2 separate regions of the Homo sapiens genome follow, and region 1 is linked to region 2. Evidence: chromatin loops called from intact Hi-C (ENCODE). Cell type or tissue: sigmoid colon. All regions are shown on one strand. Links, peaks and the distances in the headings refer to the core of each region. The heading gives the core; the rest is flanking DNA.

Region 1 (10,859 bases), core at 3,978-6,477, 49 kb after region 2:
ATTGTCAAACCATCCCCGGACATTCCTAGTGGGTGGGGGAAGAGCGCTCTCCTGCCCCACTCATGCCTATCTAACTACCTGTAACAATACGAATAAGTTGCCAACAGATCATAAGTAAGCATTACCAAAAGGAAAGTAAGATCTGTTTAGGGGGCTTCTTGGAGAGAAGATTTGCAAACAAAATTTGGTTTAAAAGGGGATGATAATATTAGTTCATCTCATCGGAGTGTATGCAAAACAAACTCTTCAATGTTTTTATTAAAATTTGGCTAATGTCTTTTGAGAAAGCAAAATTTTGAAAAATTTTGTTTTTAGTTTTTATTTTTACAATTGTATTTTAAAACTTATAGAAACACAACTGTTTAGCAGCTTTTCTCTAGAGAGTATGTTGCTAAAATTTTAGGCCTTTCTTTTTACTGAATTTAATTTTATGTAACTACAGACTTGAGTATTTTATAGCTATAATACCATTCCAGTTATGTAAGTAATATTTTATGTAATTGAAATAATTATGTGGGAGGAATTTAGTCAACTCAACTGTATAACCATTCATGTAGTTTATAGAATTATAAAAAAGTTTTAGACATATTTCTATGTGAATGTGTAGTGTCTTTGCAAAAACAGCACCAAACTATAATCATATAAGTAGCTGAAGGTTTTAATGATTTAATGAATATTTAATTATTTAATTTAAATTAATAAATAATGACCATCTAATAAATATGACTAATGATGTTTGTGGTAGCAAGTATAAGAATTTGTGTTTGTTGGCCGGGTGCGGTGGCTCACGCCTATAATCCCAGCACTTTGAGAGGCCGAGGTGGGCGGATCACCTGAGGTTGGGAGTTCGAGACAAGTCTGACCAACATGGAGAAACCCCGTCTCTGCTGAAAATACAAAATTAGCCGGGCATGGTGGTGCACACCTATAATCCCAGCTACTCGGGAGGCTGAGGCAGGAGAATCGCTTGAACCCAGGAGGTGGAGGTTGCGGTGAGCCAAGATGGTGCCATTGCACTCCAGTCTGGGCAACAAGAGCAAAACTCCATCTCAAAAAAAAAAAAAAAAAAAAAGAATTTGTGTTTGTCATCAATGTGATCAGTGTGGAACATTTAATAAAAGGTTACAGAAACCTAATGAGAGCTTATTAGGATGAAATACATGTGTTTTTAAAACTATTAATATTTATCTTACTTGTGAATATGTTTCATGCATTGCCTGTTATTAAACTTATTAGAAAATGAGATCATTGTCATCAATCACCACTCAAGCATCATCTCCTTCCAAAGCCACCCTTGATGTCCTCAAGACAGAATTAAATGCTCCCTCTTGTCTGTTCCCACAGTGTATCTGCCATAACTGCACCATAATTATTGTTTATCTGTGAGTACCTATCTATAGGTGTGGTAAATGGAAACAATATAGATGTTGAAGTCAAACCAGATTTGAATTTCAAAATAACCAATTGCTAGTTGAGTGATCATAGATGAGCAAATAAACATTGTGAAATTCAGCAAGATGCACATTAAAATCATCATAATATATACCATAGTATTATAGTATTGTTATGAAGATTAAGAGAAATAACATATGTTGCCACCTGGAACACAGTAGGTGCCCAACTTTATTATCTAAACATTTCCCCCTCTTCTTAGATTACAAATAAGCTATTTGTATCTGTTTTATTCTATATTTACTATATAATGCTAAACATATGTTATAACAGAAGAGAAAGACGAAAATTACAAATGCTGTAGAAGTTAGTAGCATTTCCCACACCATCACATCTTGTTTTGATAAGTCATCATTAGTTTTCACTTTTCCCTCAACTTTGCTGGACATGCTGTTTTGACACCAGTGTTTTTGAAAAAATGCAAACATTGAGCAATGTATGACCCTTGCAAAATGCTCCTGGTGTTTCTTCTTCACTATTTCCAGAGAGAAACTAATGTTCAAGCCTAATTAACTAGGTAAGGATGAAACATTTGCCCAGGCAGCAAGATCTAGTTCTGCTTGTTCACAAAACGTGGCCAAGGCGAAGGGGGCAGGGTGCCCAGGAGACTGAGGCTTTGGAACATATGGAGTCACCAGGCCCTGCCCAACCCTGTAGTTGGGTTTCTCACCACCCTTTCACACTCTGGCCAAACCAGATGTCAGCCAGTCTCTGATCCTGCCACAGTATCACCTTTTCATCTGAGGTTTCTTCTACCAGAACTGCACCCCCTCACATTTTGTCTTGTGATCTTTGCAACTCAACTCTGTTCCTATCTTTTCCGGAAAACATTTCCCAAATCATTTACCTTTCTCCAAGACCTCCATTCCATCCCTGAAAAAATGAAAAAACAAAAACAAAAGCAATCTCTTACAGCTCCAGTTCTTCTCACTGAGGGTTGCTAAAATATAGGCTATCCAATCAAATTTGAATTTTAATAAGCAATGAATAATTTTTAGTATTAGTATCTCCCAAATAGTCCATGAGATATATACATACTATTTGTTGCTTACCTGAAATTCAAATTTAACTGGGCATCCTGTATTTTTATTTGCTAAATATGGCAATCCTATTCTCTTGTCTTGTGTTGTAGTACTGTATTATGTCATGTGTCTTGTATTACACCATTATTCACAATTGTTAATAGACTACATGTTCTCTGAAGCCAGGAACAGTGTTCAATTTTTTGGTTTCACTACCACCTCTACCTCACCCTTCCTGATGCCTCCTTACTGAATACTCAGCACAGTGTCTTAAATGTTGTTGGGAGTACAGGAATCAAGTCCTCATTCATTCTTTCATTCCTTCTTTCACATAGCAAATATCTACTAAGCTTATAGTTTCTGGGGATACGACTTTAAACAAGAAATAGCTATTGTCATTGAGGAGCTCCCAGCTCATTCAGGAAAATAGACATGTCAGAAAGCGATTTCTTTTTTATTTTATTATTTATTTATTTATTTTGAGATGGAGCCTCGTTCTGTTGCCCAGGCTGGAGTGCAGTGGCGCGATCTCGGCTGGATGCAACCTCCGCCTCCTGAGTTCAAGTGATTCTCCTGACTCAGCCTCCCAAGTAGCTGGAACTACAGGCCCCCACCACCATGCCCAGCTAATTTTTGTATTTTTAGTAGAGACGAGGTTTCACCCTGTTGGTCAGGCCGGTCTCGAAATCCTGACCTCGTGATCTGCCTGCCTCGGCCTCCCAAAGTGCTGGGAATACAGGTGTGAGCCACCGCGCCCTACCAGAAAGCAATTTAAATCAGTGACATAGTTCTAGAGTAGGGTGACTTGAGAACACAGGAGAAAAGCACCAAGCCCAGTCTTTAGGGGTTAAAGGAGACTTCTGGGGAGGAAGTAACAGCAAGGCTGAGACCTAAGAGTTAATAGGAGTTATTAATAATAAGGTGATGGCAGAGAGCGAAGACATTCTACACAGAGATAATAGTTGGAAAAAAAAACACTTGAAATAAGAGAAAATGTGGCATTAATATTTGATTCATTAATCAAATCTTCCTTGTAGTTCAAGCTTGTTCTGACTCATGCATGCAATGTCTTTGAGGCCTCAAGCCTCTTCTTCACATTTTTTTCTCAAGGAATTCAACAATGACAATTCTTATTTCCCGTGCCACATCCACCTTCTCTGAGCTCTAGGCTGGGTTTTATCCCCCATCCTTGGTGTAGTCTAAACTACTTCTTCAAGAATTTAGAGCTGAATGTGACCAGCTGTCTCAGCCCACCTCACCCTTCTCCCATTCAGTCTCACTCTGTCTGCTCCATCCAGTATTCTACTGATTTTTTCCCTCAGTTTACTCCTTCCAACTCCTGTTGCCCCACTGAGGCTGATGTCTATGACCATAACTGCTTTCTGATCCACTTTTGAGTAATTCCACTCACTCAGTCTTCTGCATTTCCTACATAACCAAACCATATTCCACATAGTAGTGCTGACGGCATTCATAGGATTCCAACTTTAAAAGTGCAGTCACAAGAGAAAATACATCACATCTCTGACAAGGACTAAAAGTATAGGAAGAAACTCTCAGGTAAAATCCACTTAATAAAGCTGTTTCTAAATCAATGTCCTGCCAGGTGCGGTGGCTCACGCCTGTAATCCCAACACTTTGGTGGGCCAAGGTGGGTGGATCGCCTGAGGTCAGGAGTTCAAGACCAGCCTGACCAATATGGTGAAACCCTGTCTCTACTAAAAATACAAAATAATAGCTGGGCATGGTGGCGAGTGCCTGTAATCCCAGCTACTAGGGAAGCTGAGGCAGGAGACTCACTTGAACCGGGAGGCGGAGGTTGCAGTGAGCCAAGATAACGCCATTGCACTCCGGCCGGGGCAACAAGAGCAAAACTCCATTTCAAAAAAAATAATAAAAATAAAAATAAAATTACTACAATGTCCTTTGTAGTAATCAGCCATTTGTAGTCATCTTTGCAGTCCTAACCTGTGCCTAGCACAAAGCAACCACTTGATGCAAGAATTTACATCTAATTACATCTTTCGTTCTAATTAAACTTTGTTATAATTAATCTTAAGTTATGGCCACGTGTAGAATTAAACAAATGATGAACAGTAGCTAACTTTCTGTACCAAGCATGAAACCAGGAATTTTAAGTGCTATACAGAGTTTGTGACAATAGGATATCTGTGGTACCTTAATTTCATGTGTCAACTTGACTGGGCCATGGGGTCTCCAGGTATTCGGTCAAACATTATTGTGGGTGTTTCTTGGGAGTGTTGTTGAGTGAGACTGGCATTTAAACAGGCAGACCAAATAAAACAGATTGGCCTTTCCAGTGTGCGCAGGCCTCATCCAATCATTTGAAGGCCTGAATAAAACAAAAAGACTACTGTCCCCTAAGTAAGAGAGAATTCTTGCTGCCTGGCTACCTTCAAACTGGGACATCAGCTCCTCCTCAGTCTTGAGCCTGCCAACTGGGTCTCTAGCCAAGCTTGCTGACTCACCTCCAGATCTTTGAACTTGCCCACTTTCATAATCATGGGAGCCAATTCCTCACATGTAATTCCACTCACTCATCCTTCTGCACTTCCTACATAACCAAACCATATTCCATACAGGAAATTTATATACATCCTATTGATTTTGTTTCTCTGGAGAACCCTGACACCGATAATAGAGTATTCCAGGAAATAAAGCAATCAGAGGTTACTTTGATGAGAATACATGCCTTTAATTTGCCTTATAAGTCTTTTGTGATCCAGATATATGCCATCTCCCTTGGTAATTCGTCCATCTGTGCTACATGTGGATGACTTAATTCTTACAGGTCATTTTTTCATATTCAATCTCAGGACCTTTGAAGAATCCTCTCAACTTATGGATACTAATCCATCAGCTGCAAATAGCCACACAAATGTTCACCACATGCATATACAGGACTATGAAGCTTTGTACGATATGGAGTTGTATTAGGGTAAGTCAGAAAATAGGGAAAAGGGCTATGAGTGCTGATATTCAGAAATAAAAATGAAAAAAAACTAGGTTAAAGCCAATTAATACTTTCTCATCAGACCCTGTCATGTTTCATAGTGTTGTACACAAGTAAAGTTTTGGAAAAAAACAGAAGAGCTGGGGACTTGGGTGGGGAGGGGAGGAAGTAAGAGTTTTGTAAGGAATTCAGGGACATCAAAGTACTAAATGTATAACATTGAGCAGCGTCTGCATCCTAGCTGTGCTACCTGTGTAGTTACACAGAGTCCTGCACGCAGGAGGAGCCTGAATTGGCCTTAAAGCTCTGTCACTATCTTGAGATTCTTAATATTTTTTGCAAAAATGGACCCCAAATTTTCACACTGCACTGGGCCCCGCAAATTATGTAGTTGGTCTTGCCGCTAAGTAAAACTTTCTGAAGTAACCATTTAAAAGTCAAAAGTAAATGTTTATTCAACTTTCTACCTAATGATTAGTTTGATGTCCTGACAATAGCAAACCAAACTGAGGCTCCATACTCCCATGCTCTCCCTGCACATGGAAAGAACAGCTGGCAAGAAATGGCTGAGCAGTAACCATCAAGAGCTATGGATAAGTGGTTGTTGTACAGAACTTGAGAAGAGAGACAAGTTCCTATCATCAGTTCTTATAAGAGCTTGGATAGCTGCTTCTGAAATCAAGGACTAGACCTCTTATATTATAGTGACATCTGCCCCTAGATTGAAAATCCCCAATCTAGGAACTGAGGAAGGTAATTTGGCACTATTGTCAAAACTTTTCTTTATCATCCTTCACCTTTGACTCTGTCTAGTATAAGAAAAAGGAAATGCCAACCATTTGGGAGTTTATTACTTGCTATACAAAAGTAATCACCATTACTTCCATTCCAGGGATTAAGGTAGACCAAATATCCTATTTCCATGTTTTGCACGTGCACACACACACACACACACACACAATCATGTAAACACAAACATATATCAATGGACAAAGTGCTATTTATAGAGATACTGTATTTAAAATAATCTGGATAGATAGTAAAAATGAAGGAATTTGGAAATGATTAGTATCTTTCATAAACTTTCATCTGGTAGGACAGAGGAAGGCACTATACTCAATTTGATAAATGGAAGACATAAACTGCTAAAATGACAATACTTTTAATTGACTCCTGAAATAAAATACTGCACCAACATTATTGCTGACTCATAACTGCCCTCAATGACTTGAACTCCTCTCCTGCAGCAAAGTCTTTTAGCTCCACTCCTATACATTTCACCCCATATACTCACTCTCTTTCTTGCATACTAAGTTCCAGACAATAGGATTGTATTAGTCAGCATTGTCCAGAGAAACAGAACCAATAGATAGAGAGGTTATCAATGATAGATAGATAGATAGATAGATAGATAGATAGATAGATAGATATCAATATACAATAAGGAATTGACTCATGAGATTATGAAGGCTGACAGGTACCAAAATCTGCAGCCAGCAAGCAGGAGGCCCAGAAGAGCCATGGTGTAGTTCCAATCCAAAGGCTGGCAGGCTCAAGATCCAGGAAGAGACCAATATTTTAGTTTGAGACTGAAGGCAAAAAAGAGCCCATGTCTCAGGGTCAAGGCAGTCAGGCAGGAGGAGTTCTCTCTTACTTGTAGGAGGGTCAACCTTTTGTTCTCTTCAGGTCTTTAGTAGATTGGATGAGGCCCACCCACATTAGGATGGAAAATATGCTTTTTTCAGTCTGCCGATTCAATCGTTATCCGCATCCAAAAATACTCTCACAGACATATGCAGAATACTGGTTGACCAAATATCTGGGCATCCTGTGGCCCAGTCAACTTGATACATAAAATTAACCATTTCAAGCATGTAACTGAAAGCATCTTGTGCCAGCTTCCAGGACAGCCAGCCACCCCACTGCCTCAGCCACTTCTTTGTTCCTTCCTTCTCTGGTTGCCTGGAATATATATACCGCCATCTTGGACCATGAGATTGAGAAACATTGCTCAATAATGGCAAAGAAGTTTGAAGCCTTGGAGATTTGATGGAGAAGAGCCTCTATTTCAGCCCAGGACTACACATCCCAGTCTTTTGCATGAGAGAAAAGGAAACTTCCACCTTGTTTAAGGCACCGTTATTTGGCAGGTTTCTGTCCTTCACAAGCAATTCTAATCCTAATTCATGTACCTCCCTTTCACTCCCACTGCACACAACAGGGTAGAATTACAGACTGGACAACAAATTAGATAAAATACCTATGACCAGAAAGGGAGAAAATTGTGAAAATCCCATCCACTCTACAGGGAGGGTAATTTGTATCCTTGCAGTAATATTTGCACAGCCTTTCACAACATTACTTCATTTCTTTCCAAAAATAACCTTGAGAAGCAGACAGAGCTAATGTTTTTATCCTCATTTTTCTCTCTGAATAATCTAGGATTGTCCCTGCTTAGATGATAATTTAGTTTTAATTGATTCTTCATATTAAGCTTAGCAAAACCAGTATCAAGTGAACAATTTAATAGCTTATTAAATACAATGCTATTACTTTGCAAACATTTATAGAGAGCTTTAAAACATCTTTATAAATATAAATTTAGTCTTAAAGCAAGATTGAGGTAATAGTAAAATTTTACTTTGGTAATAGTAAAATTTTACTTTAACATAATAGACACCAAAATGACTTTTTAAAATTTAAACTGCATTTCAATGGAAACCTATGGTCACACTGAAACAGAAGAATATTGGGCTGTTTCTTTGTTGTGATGGTTTTCAAATAAAGCAAGGAAAAACACTATCATTGTTGTCACAATGCATGTTAGCATTAAGTCCCAGGAGAAATCCTAAAGCTGTGAGAACTATTTAACTTTATTTTAATCCACTGTTTTTTTAACTTCTTTGACTATGAAACAGTGTTTAGCTTGTTTTTTTGTTCATTTGTTTGGAAATACTTAACATTTCAAAAATTGGTGTTGAAAGAACAAGGTTTCAGGAATGCTATACCATATTCAAATTCTAATTCTAGTATCTTTAGTGAGAAGGAAGTGCCCTTAGAATTACCATATTTATAAAAATACGGGATGCCCAGTTAAAATTGAATTTCAAATGAACAACAACTCTTTAAGTACCTCCCATGCAATATTTGGGATATACTTATACTGAAAAAAAAAGTTTATCTAATTTCTGAAATTCAATTTTAACTGGATGCCTGTCTTTTCCCTGGCAACCCTACTGTCTTAGTCCATTTTGTCTTGCTATAACAGAATACATGAGACTGGGTAATTTACAAAGGAAAGAAGTGTATCTAGTCCACGGTTCTGCAGGGTGAGAAGTTCAAAAGTATGGCCATGGCTTCTGGTGAGGGCATTCTTCTGTGTCATAACATTGCAGGGCAGAGTAGGTCAAAGGGGAAGCAGACAAGTGAGAAGAGAGAGGATCAAACAGGAACAGGAACTTTGCTTTATAATAACTCACACTTTAGGGAACTAATCCATTCCCACAAGAACTAATGCAGTCTCATGAAAGCAAGAACTCACTACCTGGAAAACTGCATTATTCATAAGGCCATGCTCCTGGCCCAAACACCTCCCACTAGACCCCACCTCTCAACACCACCATATTCGTGATCAAATTTCAACATGAGTTTTGGTGGGGACAGACAAGCCGTATCCATAGGACCTACCTTTGATCCATTCCTAGGGAAGAACAGTTGCTGATCCTTCTGATTCAGATTTTCAGACATTTAATGGGGCTTTACCACTAGGCAAGATCCCATGATTAAAATCACAGGCCTGGCCGGGTGAGGTGGCTCACGCCTGTAATCCCAGCACTTTGGGAGGCTGAGGCGGGTGGATCATCTGAGGTCAGGAGTTCAAGACCAGCCTGGCCAACATGGTGAAACCCTGTCTCTGCTAGAAAAAAATACAAAAAATTAGCTGGGCGTGATGGTGCACGCCTGTAATCCCAGCTACTAGAGAGGCTGAGGCAGGAGAATTGCTTGAACCCAGGAGGCGGAGGTTGCAGTGAGCCAACACTGCGCCATTGCATTCAAGCCTGGGTGACAGAGCAAGACTCCATCTCCACACACACACAAAAAAAAAAACCACCGACCTGGCCATCCTGCTTTCTTTTCTGAAGCATTTCCATCTCTTTCGTTTGTCAGTGGTCTGTGCCCGACACTATCCATGTTCCCCTGCAGATCCACTCTTCACCCATTCACCCTGCTCTGCACCCTGAAAGACTGGCTGTATGATGGACCCCAGCAACCAAGCTCCCTTGTTCTGTCGTTTGTAGTTGGGCTTGGCCAGTGGCAGCCACCAGGAGAGGATGGAAGGACAGAAGGAGAGAGAGATTTTCTGCTAAGCCCTAGGTCAGCTGTGGCCCGGCTCCCTCACCAAAGTGCAAGTTTGTGAGGAATGTCAGTGGTCCTTTGCTTGCCCTTGAAAGCCTAGAGAAGACTTCCCTGAAGCAGCCACCCCAAGGACCTCATCAACCCTTCTTATTTCCCTTAACTCTTCCTCTAACTTTATAATAATCCCTTCATTACTTTCTCTTTTTATCATGCCTTCTTAAGTGTGCTTCTCTTTCCTCCCAAGACCCTGATAATACAGTGTAAGACTGAGATGCAGGGTAAATGGAGATTCCCTACTTGAACCTTAATCCTGAATCTCAAACTCACTCCTAGTTTTGACAAACAGTCCTACTTGGGGAGTTTTAGTACTTGAGTAATAATAGAGGTCACTCGTTTCCCATTTCTAGATAGGCTAGTTAAAGATCAACAAAAGCCGTTCAGTAGGCTTAATATAAATTATTGTTGTTACCAGCATTTGTGTTATTTGGGGGTGGGGCTCAGCGTATTTAAGTGATGTCAACACTTATCTCTCTCCACTTTATAGAAAAGGAGATCATATAACCAAATCCATAGTTGCCCGCAGATCACAGTGACTCCATGGTGAACCTTGTGTCTTGTTGTCTTTTGTTTTTTGTTTTTTGGGTTTATTTGCCTGGGATCTGAGATCTGACCAGCACGTTCATATTGTTAGTTTCCAGAACTCATAAATCCCTAAGATTTGTTTGGCAAACTAGATGTTGTCAGAATACTTAGGGTGAGATACAATAACAATTTAAATGATAAACAAAAACAAACAGAAAAGAATTCATCCTAACTTACCCAGGACCAATTTCTTGCTGTTTTTTTCCCCAGCTATTTTTAAATAATCAAATCACTGTAGTAGCTATGGCATTTTAGAGATTGCAAGGTCTGTGAGTCATATCCTTATTTACAGGAATGATGGGAGAAAGTCAGCTTGTTCAGCATTTACTCCATTTATGAGAAATGTACAGGCAAATAAGAAGCTGGGGAAACGCTGTTTCGTGTATCATTTCACCGTGTCCTACAATCTCTTT
Region 2 (12,648 bases), core at 6,191-8,690:
TGCAATGTTTGTGAGTTCTGAGAAGCATCCTTTCTGAAAGTGCTTACTTAAAAAAATTATGGGTACATAGTAGATGTACATATTTATGGGGTACATGAGATATTTTGATACAGGCATACAATGTGTAATAATCACATTAGGGTAAACCGAGTATCCATCACCTCAAGCATTTATCATTTATTTGTGTTACAAACATTTCGTTTATACTCTTTTAGTTATTTTTAAATGTGCAATAAATTGTTGTTGGCTGTAATCACCCTGTTGTGCTATTAAATATTAGATCTTATTCAAGTGGAGAAAAAGGAACCCTTGCATGCTGTTGGTGGGAATATAAATTAGTACTAAATTAGAATGTAAATTATTCTCCACAGCCACTATGAGAATAGTATGGATGCTCCACAAACAATTAAAAATAGAACTACAACACGATCCAGCAATCCCACTGCTAGGTATATACCCAAAAGAAAGGAAGTCAGTTTATGGAGGGGATATCCACATTCCCATGTTCCTGCTGCACTATATATAATCGCCAAGATGTGGAAGCTTCCCATTTTTTTTTGAGTAAATTATTCAAGAATAAGTACATGCCACGGAATCCTAAATAACAAGTAATGGGATACTACCCTTGTTCTCTGCACAGTTGTGCATCTTTTGCTCCTTCCTACAACTGCCAATTGTTTAAGGGGAGAGTTACTGGGGTGAACAGCCTGGCCAACATGGTGGAACCCCATCTCTACTAAAAATACAAAAATTAGTTCTGCATCGTGGTGCCCGCCTGTAATCTCAGCTACTCAGGAGGCTGAAGCAGAAGAATTGCTTGAACCCGGGAGGTGGAGGTTGCAGTGAGCTAAGATCATGCCACTGCACTCCAGACTGGGCAACAGAGTAAGGCTCCTTCTCAAAAAAAAAAAGAAAGAAAAAAGAAAAAGAAACATAGGATAAATCCATCTTTTAACAGTATGTCACTTATATGTTTGCTATGGTTTGGGTGTTTGTCTCCCCAAACCTCACATTGAGCTTTGATCCCCAGTGTTGGAGATGAGGCCTAAGGGGACGTGTTTAGGCCATAGGGGTGAATTTCTCATGAATGGCTTGGTGCTATCCTTATGGTAATGAGTGAGTTCTTGCTCTATCAGTTCCTGTGAGAGCTGATTGTTAAAAAGAGCCTGGCACCTCCTGCCTCTCTTGCTTCTTCTCTTGCTGAATGATTTCTGCACACACTGACTTCCCTTCACCTTCCACCATGAGTGAAAGCAGCCTGAGACCCTCACCAGATGCAGATGTTGGTGCCATGCTTCTTGTATGGGCTACAGAAGTGTGCGCCAAATAAACCTCTTTTCTTTATAAATTACCCAGTCACAGATATTCCTTTATAGCAACACAAATGGACTCAGATAATTTTCAAACAACATAATCTGCATTTCTTTAACTTCCATTCCCCTTCAAAAGTATAATGAATATAGTAAGCTTCCTATGCTGCCAGAATTTTTGGATGCTCAATATGTTTTATAAGTTACTTTTTTCTAGATCAGCAATTAGGCCCATTATTTTAAATCTAGAGCAAATCCACTTCAACTGAAAGCATATTATTTGAAGATAACTAACATACTGTTTTAAGAAAAGTTTACTTTGTTTCCTGACTTTGCATATGTATCTTATAGAATGGGGACTGGAAGACCAACAGCAATAAATTATTTGCCAAGAAATGTAGTACATTAATAATGTAAACTGTAACTGTGTAAGGCCTTTTGAAAGATGCTTAATACATAAATCTACTCTCTGATAATTTTTTTTTTTGAAACAGAGTTTCACTCTTATTGCCCAGGCTGGAGAGCAATGGCTAGATCTCAGTTCACTGCAACCTCTGCCTCCCGGGTTCAAGCCATTCTCCTGCCTTAACCTCCCAAGTAGCTGGGATTACAGGTGCCTGCTACCACGCCCAGCTAATATTTGTATTTTTAATAGAGACCGGGTTTCACCATGTTGGCCAGGCTTGTATCAAATTCCAGACCTCCATTGATCTGCCCACTTCAGCCTCCCAAAGTGTTGGGATTACAGGCATGAGCCACCATGCCTGGTCAACACTCTGATAACTCTAAGCTATTTAATCCTTAAAAGTTACCAGCCTCATTTGCCAGAATGTGTTGTTTTGATGCCTAATGCCAGAGTGTAAGCTCCCTAAAGGTAGTAATATGTGTAGGATTTGTTCACCAGGAATATCCAGTACTTGGAAATGGGCCTGGCACATAGAATGCATTCAATAAATAATTTTAAATAAATGCTGCCATACATGGAAAGAGGATTAACATGATTTAGCTACTTAAACAATCTGCAACTCATCTGAATATTACTGGTTGGGCAAAGTCCCCAGTGCCTCTTGCTTAGGGGTAGCTTGCAAAATGAGAATCTCTCTGACCATGAAAATTATTTGGGAATTCTTCCAAATATGTCAGCTTAACAAAGACACATCAGTGAGTTATCTTGAAAATTCATTGTCTTCCTTATGTCTAAGGAAACATAGCACATTTTGACAGATAGCCACCATTTATGATTTCATGACATAACTGACACAATTGCAGCACTTAAAATAAGATTTTCCTGCTTTTGGATAGGTCTTCTCATGCCCAGTATATTTTTTAAGAAGTTATAAACAGTGAAAAACAAATTCATTGCAATTATATAAAGTATGTTAGCATAGTTCTTTTTAGAGAAAAACATCCTCATTATAAGTATGTTACTGTAAATGTATATTTATATTGTAAAATCCTAATTCATACACACTACTCCTTTTGTTGGTGGGGTAGAAGTAAGACACTAAAGGATCTAAGAGATTCATAGGGAAACTAAGTGGAAAATATTGGGAAATAAGATGAGGCAGACCAGCCAAGCTTTGGGTTTTTTGTCTGTTTTTTGAAATGGAGCTTCGCTCTTGTTGCCCAGGCTGGAGTGCAATGGCACCATCTCAGCTCACTGCAACCTCTGCCTCCTGGGTTTAAGTGATTCTCCTGCCTCAGCCTCCCGAGTAGCTGAGATTACAGGCACCCGCCACCATGCCCAGCTAATTTTTGCATTTTTAGTAGAGACGGGGTTTCACCATGTTTGCCAGGCTAGTGTCGAACTCCTGACCTCAGGTGACCTGCCCACCTCAACCTCCCAAATTGCTGGGATTACAGGTGTGAGCCACTGTTCCTGGCCATGCTTTGGGTTTTTATGGTACCAATAACCACTTCTCTGAAGTTAGAGGTGTAAACTTCACCTGCTTGATGTACTTTTTGGAAGAGCCTAGGTTGAAGAGAGGTATAGGGGATGAGAGAGGTGAGCACCAGAAAAAAACTTATAAAGAAAAGCCTGTGTTTGTTTTGAAAACAAGTAACCTATGGCTGGGAGAAGAGCTACTGTCAGATGCATGGGCAGAAAATCCAGGCAACCTGACTGTGAAAGGCCTACACAGCAGCAGCTGCAAGGCTGCTCACTGAGTCTTCAAAAGAGGGAACTTTATGCTAAGTCAATCTCTTCTCTGCATAAACTAGAATTATTTTACTTAGCAATGCCTGCTTTTCAAAGTATGGGTTGTAGAATGAAATAACCATTGTTCTCATCCCAAGCTTCACCACTGACCAGCAGTGGGACACAGGACAAGGAAAACTCTTTCCAGGCCTCGGCTCCTGTATTAGTCCATTTTCATCCTGCTGATAGACATACCCAAGACCAGTTGCTTTATTTAAAAAAAAAAAAAAAAAAAAAAGAGGTTTAATGGACTCACAGTTCCACGTGGCTGGGGAGGCCTCACAATCATGGCGGAAGGCGAAAGGCACATCTTACATGGCGGCAGGCAGGAGAGTATGAGAGCCAAGCAAAAGGGGTTTCCCCTTATAAAACCATCAGATCTCGTGAGACTTATTCACTACCACAAGAACAGTATAAGGGAAATCACCCCCAGGATTCAATTAACTCCCACCGGGTCCCTTCCATAACATGTGGGAATTATGGAAGCTACAATTCAAGACGAGATTTGGGTGGGGACACAGTCAAACCATATCATCTCCACACCTCCAAAATGGAGAGAGTAATCCCTCTTCCCATGTCTGTAGAAACCTTGCACAGTGTCCGGCGTACAGGAAAATGTCAATTAGTGGTAGGCTGTTATTTTTCATCTTTTGAATGGGAGTTGTAATTTTTTTTCTTTTTACATTTTCTCTTAGAATTTTAGTCAATTTTTAAAATATTGGGTTCTAAGAGTGCTAACATGGAGTAAAAAACTTGATATTGTCATTGCTTGGAGTTGGAAGAGAAAAAGCAAACACCAGGAGTCCTGGCACAGTAGCTGCAGGTCCATGAGGTAACTCAGCATGGAAGGCAGAAAAGCCAAGGAAAGAAGGTTGGGAAACTGGGGCAGGCAGGCATTCCCCCTATCTATTGCCTGGTCTGCATTTGTTGTTCTTTTGTTTTCTGGAACAAGACTGTATATTTTGCTCATTCATTGGCTTAGTTATTCATTCCATTCAATACAAATGCCACAAAAGGCCGGGGGCAGAGGTTCACACCTGTAATCCCATCACTTTGGGAGGCCAAGGCAGGCAGATCACTTGAGGTCAGGAGTTCGAGACAAGCCCGGCCAACATGGCAAAACCTCGTCTCTACTAAAAATATGAAAATTAGCTGGGGGTGGTGGCAGGCACCTGTAATCCCAGCTACTTGGGAGGCTGAGGCAGGAGAATTGCTTCAACCCAGGAAGCAGAGGCTGCAGTGAGCTCAGATAGTGCCACTGCACTCCAGCCTGGGTGACAGAGGGAGACTCTGCCTCAAAAAAAAACAAAAACAAAAACAAAAACAAAAACAAAAAAAGCCACAAAAGACATTGTGCAAAATGTGGAGAGAGGGAACAGAAAATGGCGGAAATTGAACTTCTCTCAAATCTCAAGTCCCTGTAGGAGATCAGACAAGGAAACTGACAAATGCAAAACCGGATGGTGAAGGCAAGGGGTTTAAGCAGATGTTCCCATGCAATTCTGTTCCCAATAAAAGACCACTGCTTTGGGTGCCAATAACCATGTAGATATGGAAAAAAAATTAATGATATTATGTATTATAAATATCTATACTTTTACAAAAAAGCCAATAAAAATAAATAATAACTGGAGGGTTTGTATTACTTTATTAGCAAAGATTGTTTTATATATGCTGGAAGTAATTTTGATTTCTGCAAAGAGGAAATTTTCTGATTATTATATACTGCAATCAGATTTTTTTCCTATCTCAAGTTATTATAAAAAATTCATTGTTGTCACAGATCAGAAACACCCATCCTCCTTGACTTTCCAGAAAGTCTGAAAGTTAAGAAAAATAATTTCACCATCTAAGCTATATGTTCCATGAGAAAGACACTGCTAAAACAGCAAAATGGTCCAAAAAAGATTCACCTGTGGAAAGTGAAGAAAAAAATGTTAACTTTTATAGTCTCTCTTAAAACAAGGAAATAGATGCATTTATTCCTATGTCTAGCTCTTCTCCTGTAATCTTCTACTTCTTGAATCTGCCTTGGACCAAGAAGCCCACATCTCTGCTGATACTGATTCCTACATCTTCTGGTCTGATGCCAAACCACAGTGATTTTGCATCTGCAAGAGCACATTTGAGAGTCAGCTGAAAGAAGAGCAAAACATTTATTAACGCCAAAGCCATCAACTGCAATCAAAAGATGAAGCCAAACAAATCGAGCAATTTGCAGAAGAGGAGACACCGTCTAAGGCAGGAATAAGTGAACCTGAAGGGTGTTAGAACAAAAACAGATCCCATCTCATAAAAGGAATCTTGGCACAGGCCTTCCCAAATATAAAAATCAAAGAGCTATTCTCCCCTGTCTTCCTTACATAACAGCACTCAAGGATAGGAAAGACAGATTTATGGATCAGAGGCTTCTGTCCAGAGCATGGCCTTTCTCATGAAGTTACCTGTCTAGCATGTGAACCTGATGATCGATGGGACTGTTATTCCCCATATTGGCTTTCTTCCCTGTAAGTGATTATACATCCAACCCATTTCCGAATGACTTGTGGTGCCTCTCCATACGTGGAGAATATTTCTCTGCCATGTTTTCAGGCTTGGCAACATGAGGTGTCTGGGCCAGTGAAATGTAAGCAGAGGTGACAGTGTGCCAGTTCAAGCAAACACTTTGAAGCATGACATTTTCCAGCCAATACTCTGTTTTTCTTTCTGCCACAAAAACAGCAGTCCCAAAGCCAGGCACAGAAAGATAAATTTCGCAGGTTCTCACTCATATGTGAGACTTAGGAATCAAAACAATTGAACTCATGGAGGTAAAGAGTAAAATGATGGTTACTAGAGGCTGGGAAGAGGACAGGGAAGGGGAAGGAGTGCAGACAGCTACTGGGTACAAAAATGCAGTTATGAAACAAAAATAGCAAGTCCCAACTATACATGGCTATGTTTCTGATTCCAGGAAAGAGAAGACACTGGGAGCAGAACTGTAGCAATCAGTGCATGACCATCACTATGTAATGCAAGTGGGAAATGAAAATTTGTTGGCGTGAGCCCCTGAGATTTGGAGACTATATATTATTGCAGTGAAACTGACTAATATATATGACACCACGAAGCAGTAACACAACTGCATTGAAATAAGCATTCTTTCTCTAAGGGCATCCCAATCCATGAGAGGCTTGGCTTTTATTCTAAAAATGAGTGGAAAGAGATTAGATAGGATTGGTTCAAGCACTATGTCATCTGTAGTCAGAAGGTACCAGGGATAAAGGTACAATTTTCTATCCTAGATGAACTACGTTGCTGTAAGATAAGCCATAGTTATCCTGGAGGTCACCTGTTGCACAATTCTGGAAGTGGCCATGAAATAGATCAGCCTTGAAGGAGTGTGGCACAGCATAGGTTTATATTTGCCCCACTGCAACCATTTTTTCAAACACATAGTAAGTTCACTTGTCCTCCATCTCAGGAGTCCACACACAGTCAGGGCTATTACAGTCACTAAACAGAAAGTGCTGCTTTTGGCTTCTAGTTCTGCAACTGCTTTTACGGCTCCACCTCTTCCTTTTAATTTGCTTATTAATGGCTCTTTGACAACCCCACAGCTAAGTCAGTGGCCTTGGGGGGGTATAATTACAAATACTTTAAAACTCAAAGTTAGCATGTTTTTCCAATCAATTAAAAGTACTTAAAAATATCTAGAGCAGCCAAAAGCAACCTAGGTCCTAACCACATGCACCAGGCTACAGGAACTCAACAAGGCCTGACAAATTCAGTCTTGCCAGGACCAGCAGGGAGGGGACAAGAACTGTGAGATTCAGAAAATGAGTTGGAAGGCAGTGATGCATGGCTGAGCAAAGGGGATTTGTTCCTAGAATGCTGCTGCCTAATCCAAGAAGGACAGACAGGGCTGGGAAGCAGATCTGAAGCAGAGCTATGGAAGGAACACCGCATTCCTTGGCAAGCTTAGCTCTGATGGTGGGGCCTGGGGCTCATAAGGACAGCCAGCCACATGCTCACTGGCTCAATCAGAGATGGTTCCTCCTGCCTCTGGAGTGACTTATTCTTCAGAAGATTAGGAGCAAAGAGGATACATTCTTTGGCTAGCCCAGCTTGATTCCCTCTTTGGCTAGACTCACCCTCTGGGTCTTACGGAATCTACAAAAGGACGAAAAGGAACTCACTGGCAAGTAAAGCTTAATGGGAACAAAACAAGGATTGTCCAACAAGGATGACCTATCACAAGGATGCTAGAACTCCTGACAGGCCAGTCTTCTTCTTTTAAGGGTGGGGAAACTGGGCCCAGAGATGCAAAATGACCCACCTAAGGCCAAAGTCAATGACAGCATGGCAGAGGCAGGGCTCAGGGCCTGACCGATGAATTCCTGACTGATGCCGAGAGCTCTTCCTTAAGTCTCTACACTAGCCTATTCTGAAATAAATACAAGGACCTTGTAGGAGCCCCTAAAGTCAGAGAGAAGGTGTGACTACAACAGGAAGGGCTTATGTATCCGAAACACTGTTGTTATTGACAATTGATCCACCCAAGACATCGACTTTTCCACATAATGTTTTCACAAAGAATAGGGGTGTGAGATACTGTTGTGTGGATATTATCCACATGTGGAAGGAAAGAAAATCAATATGTGATGTACAAACCATTGAAACTTCATATTTGAGAATTCTGCAAGTCAACCATTATTGTCAATGGACAGGATCCTCCCTAATGAGAATTTCATAAAGCGTAAGTATAATACATCACACTCCATTAGGGGCTGGGGGTAGGGAACTGGAGGAGGTTGAAAAGGAGGGGCTCAGAGAGGAAGGAAGATGAGGGAAGTGATTAAGAAAAAACACTGACAAGTAGTGAAAACAAAGAACTTGCCTGGAGTGGATGCAGCTAAATGAAGTTTTCCTATGAGAAACAAGGTAAAGGACTCATTTAAAATGCCTGCAGGTAGACTGAAAGTTGTTTCCAAACACCGGATTGACAAAAAGATCTTAGAAATAGACAGAAAATGCCAATGCCTGTAGCTCTTTCTGACTCTTGCCAGTGGTCATGCTTTCATTTCCTCCCAAATCAGATCCTAAGTACCTATTCAGCAAAATAGAATACATGAGATCACAAACAGACACTTTCAACCACCAGAAACACAACTTCACTTAATTCTACAAATATTGTCAAGCTCCAGTGGGAGATGTTCTTTCCCCTGGCATTTGGTTGCGTTTGATTTTCACAAAATAGTGAACTTCTCAAGAGGAAATGCTTCTCTAGAGCTTGCTGGATTGATTTAGTCACTTCTCCCGACTGCCCCTCAGGGTCCCCATTAATTGCTACTTGGGGCAGACTATGACCAGTTTCTCTCGGCATAAACCACACAATAACCATGACAGCATAGCTTTGAGGGTTTACTAACCTGTGACACACTCAAACCATGCGAACTAAAGGGTTTCAAAAATCCTGAAGCACCTGAAATGTTTCTGAAAATGATTCTATGACCTGGCTATTAATAGGGATGAAAACAAGTTTGAAAATTAAGAGAGAATGAGAAGTTAGATGGGAAGTTGCATGCAACTTGGGTTCTTTCCCTGCAAAGTAAGGCAAAGCAGACACAAGAGAGGACTTGAGCTTACACTCATTTTGGAGGAAAATTCCTTGTGATGCTACCCTCCCCACATCCCTGGAGCCCCCACCCCACACCATAAACCTGATCCTTGAAATAATTAAAATCCACTTCTACAAAAGGGAAAATACTAAGTAGATTGATTTTAAACCTTCCACAGTAATGCAGTATGTATCAGGGCAACAGTGGTGTTGGATTGATACTAGGAGAGAAATTCAGTCTTTGCCAGAGCAGTGACTTTATAGCCAACTCCTCATCATGTCAACCTGAAATAATCTAAAGGGTCAGATTCCAATTTTAGAGAGTTTATTCAAGCAAAAAGCTGGGAATGGCCATTTCTGGATGCTCTGTCCCAGAGAAATGGGGGTAGTGCTCTGAAGTTAAAAGCTAAATTCTCTTTTATATAGGAAAAAGCAAAGAAATTTAACAAGATTACAACATTTTCAATACAGGGCCAGTTTATGAGTTACAACAAATTAATCAGTTTCTTTTCTTTTCTTTTCCATGCAGCTTGTTTTCTTTTCTTTATCGCTCCTTTTCATTTCCTTTTGATTTTAAAAGAGTGTGCTTAACATTCCATCTTGAGGCATTGAGATGGCCATAAAGTTTTTGTGTGAGAAGAAAGAGGTTAATCTATAATGAAAGTCAATAGTAAGAGGGAAGGGGTCTCCTCTGGCATCCTTCACTGATATGGACAGGAAACAGGGAAATACTGGGTAGAAGGGGGCGGTTCCCCAACAAACGGCCCACCCTCAAGCCTGAAGACCGGCAGCCCTAAAGGAGGACAGGCATTTCTGTTTTCATGGCCAAAATTTGCCTTTTGGCCTGCCATGCACCCCCCATCCTGCCCCCATACAAACCCAAGACCTTAGCGGGCACATACACAAGAAGCTGGACATCAAGACCAGCAGACCAGTGGACCAGTGAACCAGCAGACCAGTGACAGTGGAACAATGCAGCAGAGAAAGAGAGAAAAGGAAGGATGTCTGGACTCATAGGGGAGCTTGGCCAGGGGTGGCTGGAGAAGAGTTGGGCCGCTGGATGCCCGACTCCAGGGAAAGACCACCTTCCCACTCCATCCCCACTTCTGCCTCCCCATCCATCTCACTGAGAGCCACCTCCACCACTCAATGAAACCTTGCACTCATCCTTCAAGCCCATGTGTGATCTGATTCTTTCAGGACACTGGACAAGAGCTTGGGATAAAGAAAGTTGTCACGCTGGCCCCCTGCCCTCACAATAAGGCAGAGGGTCCGTTAAGCTGATTAACACACAAGCCGTCTGCAGACAACAAATCTGAAAGAGCTTTGTAATACATGCCTACATGGGCTTCGAGTGACACAGAGACCCACCCCTAGACTCTGCCGTGGGACAGGAGCCCAAAAGTGCTTGTACTGGCCTCTGCACCTGCCTGTCTGCATGCTCCTCCTTTGAGCTTTGGGGCGACCAAGCAGGTGAGCTACACCTGTCGCACGTCCTACAACCATTCACAACATTTTACAAAATAATGTAGGTAAGGGAAAAGACAATTCAGACAATCAAAAATATTACAAAAAGTTCACAGCTGCCTAGTTTACAGCTGCCTGTCTTGTGACTCAGGCCCCATAATTCACATTTCCTTATGGCTCAAAATAATTTAGAGTTCCAACAGCTTAGATTTTGAATCACTTATTTTCACAATCACAAAGCATAGTAGGAGTCCCAGAGAGAGAGCATAGCTCACACATAATCCAAAAGTCTTTTGTAGCCCATAGTTTCAAAATCACTCTCCCCAAGAAAGGTGAGGAAAGCTGGTATCATAGAAACCAAATGGGCCCGTCTGAGTTTCATTTCCCTCCCGCTGAGAGGTAATGATGAAACACCATACAAGTACTGCTTTGAAAAGCACCTGGATTCCCCAGGTTCTTTTAGATTACCTCATGGGAAATAAAATAGAAACAAATTTAAAACTATAACTAGGTTGGTTTTTTGTTTGTTTGTTTACCAGTTAAGACCTTAGGTAGGTACATGCTATGGGCTGAATTGTCTTCCTGCAACCTCCGCCAAATGTATATGTTGAACTCCAAACCTCTAGTACCTCAGAATGTTCCTGTTTTGGGACATGATAAAAGAAAAACTTCAGTCGGTTTAAATTTAAAGGAGTTTAATTGAGCAATGAACGTTTCACAAATCAGACAGCCCCCAGAATCACAGCAGATTCACAAAGACTCCAGCGCAGCCATGTGGTGGAAGATTTATAGACCAAAAAAAAAAAGAGAAATGACGTTCAGAAATTGGAAGTGAGGTACAGAACGGCTGGATTGGTTAGAGGTTGGCGTTTGCCTTATTTGAACACAGTTTGAGCACTAAGCAGTGTATGAATGGTTGAAATATGGCTGCTGGGATTGGCTAGGATTTAGCTATTGTTACAGGTGCATACTACTAAGTTAGGTTTTCAATTTTATCTGCCTATTAAGTTAGGTTACGGTTCATCCGCAAGGACTCAAATATAGAAGTAGGGAGTCCTTCTCAGGCTATAGTTTGCTTTAACAGACATAAAGGCTTTAAAGAGGTAATTAAGGTAAAATGAGGTTATTGGCATGGGTCCTAATGTAATCTGACTGGTGTCCTTATAAGATTAGGACACAGACACACAGAAGGAAGACAATCTGAAGTCACAGATCTACAAGCCAGGGAGAGGGGCCTCAGAAGTCAACCTGCTGACACATTGATCTTAGATTCACAGCTTCCAGAACTGTGAGAAAACAAATTTTTGTTTTCTGAGTCACCTAGCGTCCTTCTGGCACTTTTTTATGGCAGCCCTAGTGAACTAATATAGTATATTAACTTCTCCACAATTTTAGTGCATATTTAAAAATCCACCCTTAGGGAGTTGCTTACTAATCTGTCTCTCACTTTTAATGCTTTGTTGACGTCCACATTGCATCAGAGCCATGTCAGAATAACTGAAATAATAGCACAGCCAGTCTGGAGGTTTGGGCTGTCAGATTCGTAACCCTTGATCCAACTCTGTGGACATCATCGACATGTACAGTTTGTTACGATCTCCGCTTTACAGATATGAAAAATGGGGCTTGAAGAGGCTACAATACTTGTTCGAGTTCGGCAACTGGAGAAGGGAAGGGCTAGGATTTGAACCTAGATGGCTTGAGTCAGAGGGTGTGCTCTTAACAATTATGGGACACTGTCTCCCTAAGCAGGGAGGAGAGGAACTGTGATATTGAAACTGCCTTTGCAAAATTATGACTGAGACAGTGAAAGAGATCTGACCTAACCAACTCCATCTTCCTTCTAACCTTTAAGCTGTCCTTGTCCCTTCCTGGGCATAGACCGAGCTAACTTTGGGAGGAATTTATAGTTTACAACAAAGACCATAACAGCCCTTTCCCAAAACAAGCCTCCTTCTTGCCTGGGGACTAGACTGCCTTTATAGGACCAATTAGCCACAAGATTTGAAATTATGTTTTAGGACTTACGCAGCTGGAGGCTACAGGATTCTGACCCTCCCTAAACTGCTCATAAG

The links. A loop is a pair of places that touch in the nucleus more often than their neighbours do. Peaks named below come from ENCODE experiments on the same cell type or tissue, not always from the same donor. Only the 100,000 strongest peaks of a DNase experiment are listed, where the experiment ranks them.
Region 1: it touches region 2 in a loop (2.2-fold over the local background); 9 of 110 quality-filtered maps call a loop at or near these places.

What each region holds. Positions count from the first base shown.
Region 1 is chr21:29,182,247-29,193,105 of GRCh38, reverse strand. LOC105372767 (a long non-coding RNA gene) reads right to left here. Exons shown (of 3, transcript XR_007067837.1): 3 at 8,304-10,859. Among named protein-coding and RNA genes, the nearest start is that of LINC00189, 5.8 kb to the left of the region's middle. RefSeq lists an enhancer at 8,902-8,991. In sigmoid colon, for the core only: no CTCF peak of the experiment used is centred there; a DNase peak (open chromatin) is centred at 4,925.
Region 2 is chr21:29,232,061-29,244,708 of GRCh38, reverse strand. The region is part of intron 1 of LINC00189 (long intergenic non-protein coding RNA 189); the gene reads right to left. Among named protein-coding and RNA genes, the nearest start is that of LINC00189, 45 kb to the right of the region's middle. RefSeq lists enhancers at 7,381-7,480, 8,718-8,797, 10,473-10,572, 11,003-11,182. In sigmoid colon, for the core only: no CTCF peak of the experiment used is centred there; a DNase peak (open chromatin) is centred at 7,483; H3K27ac peaks cover 808 bases.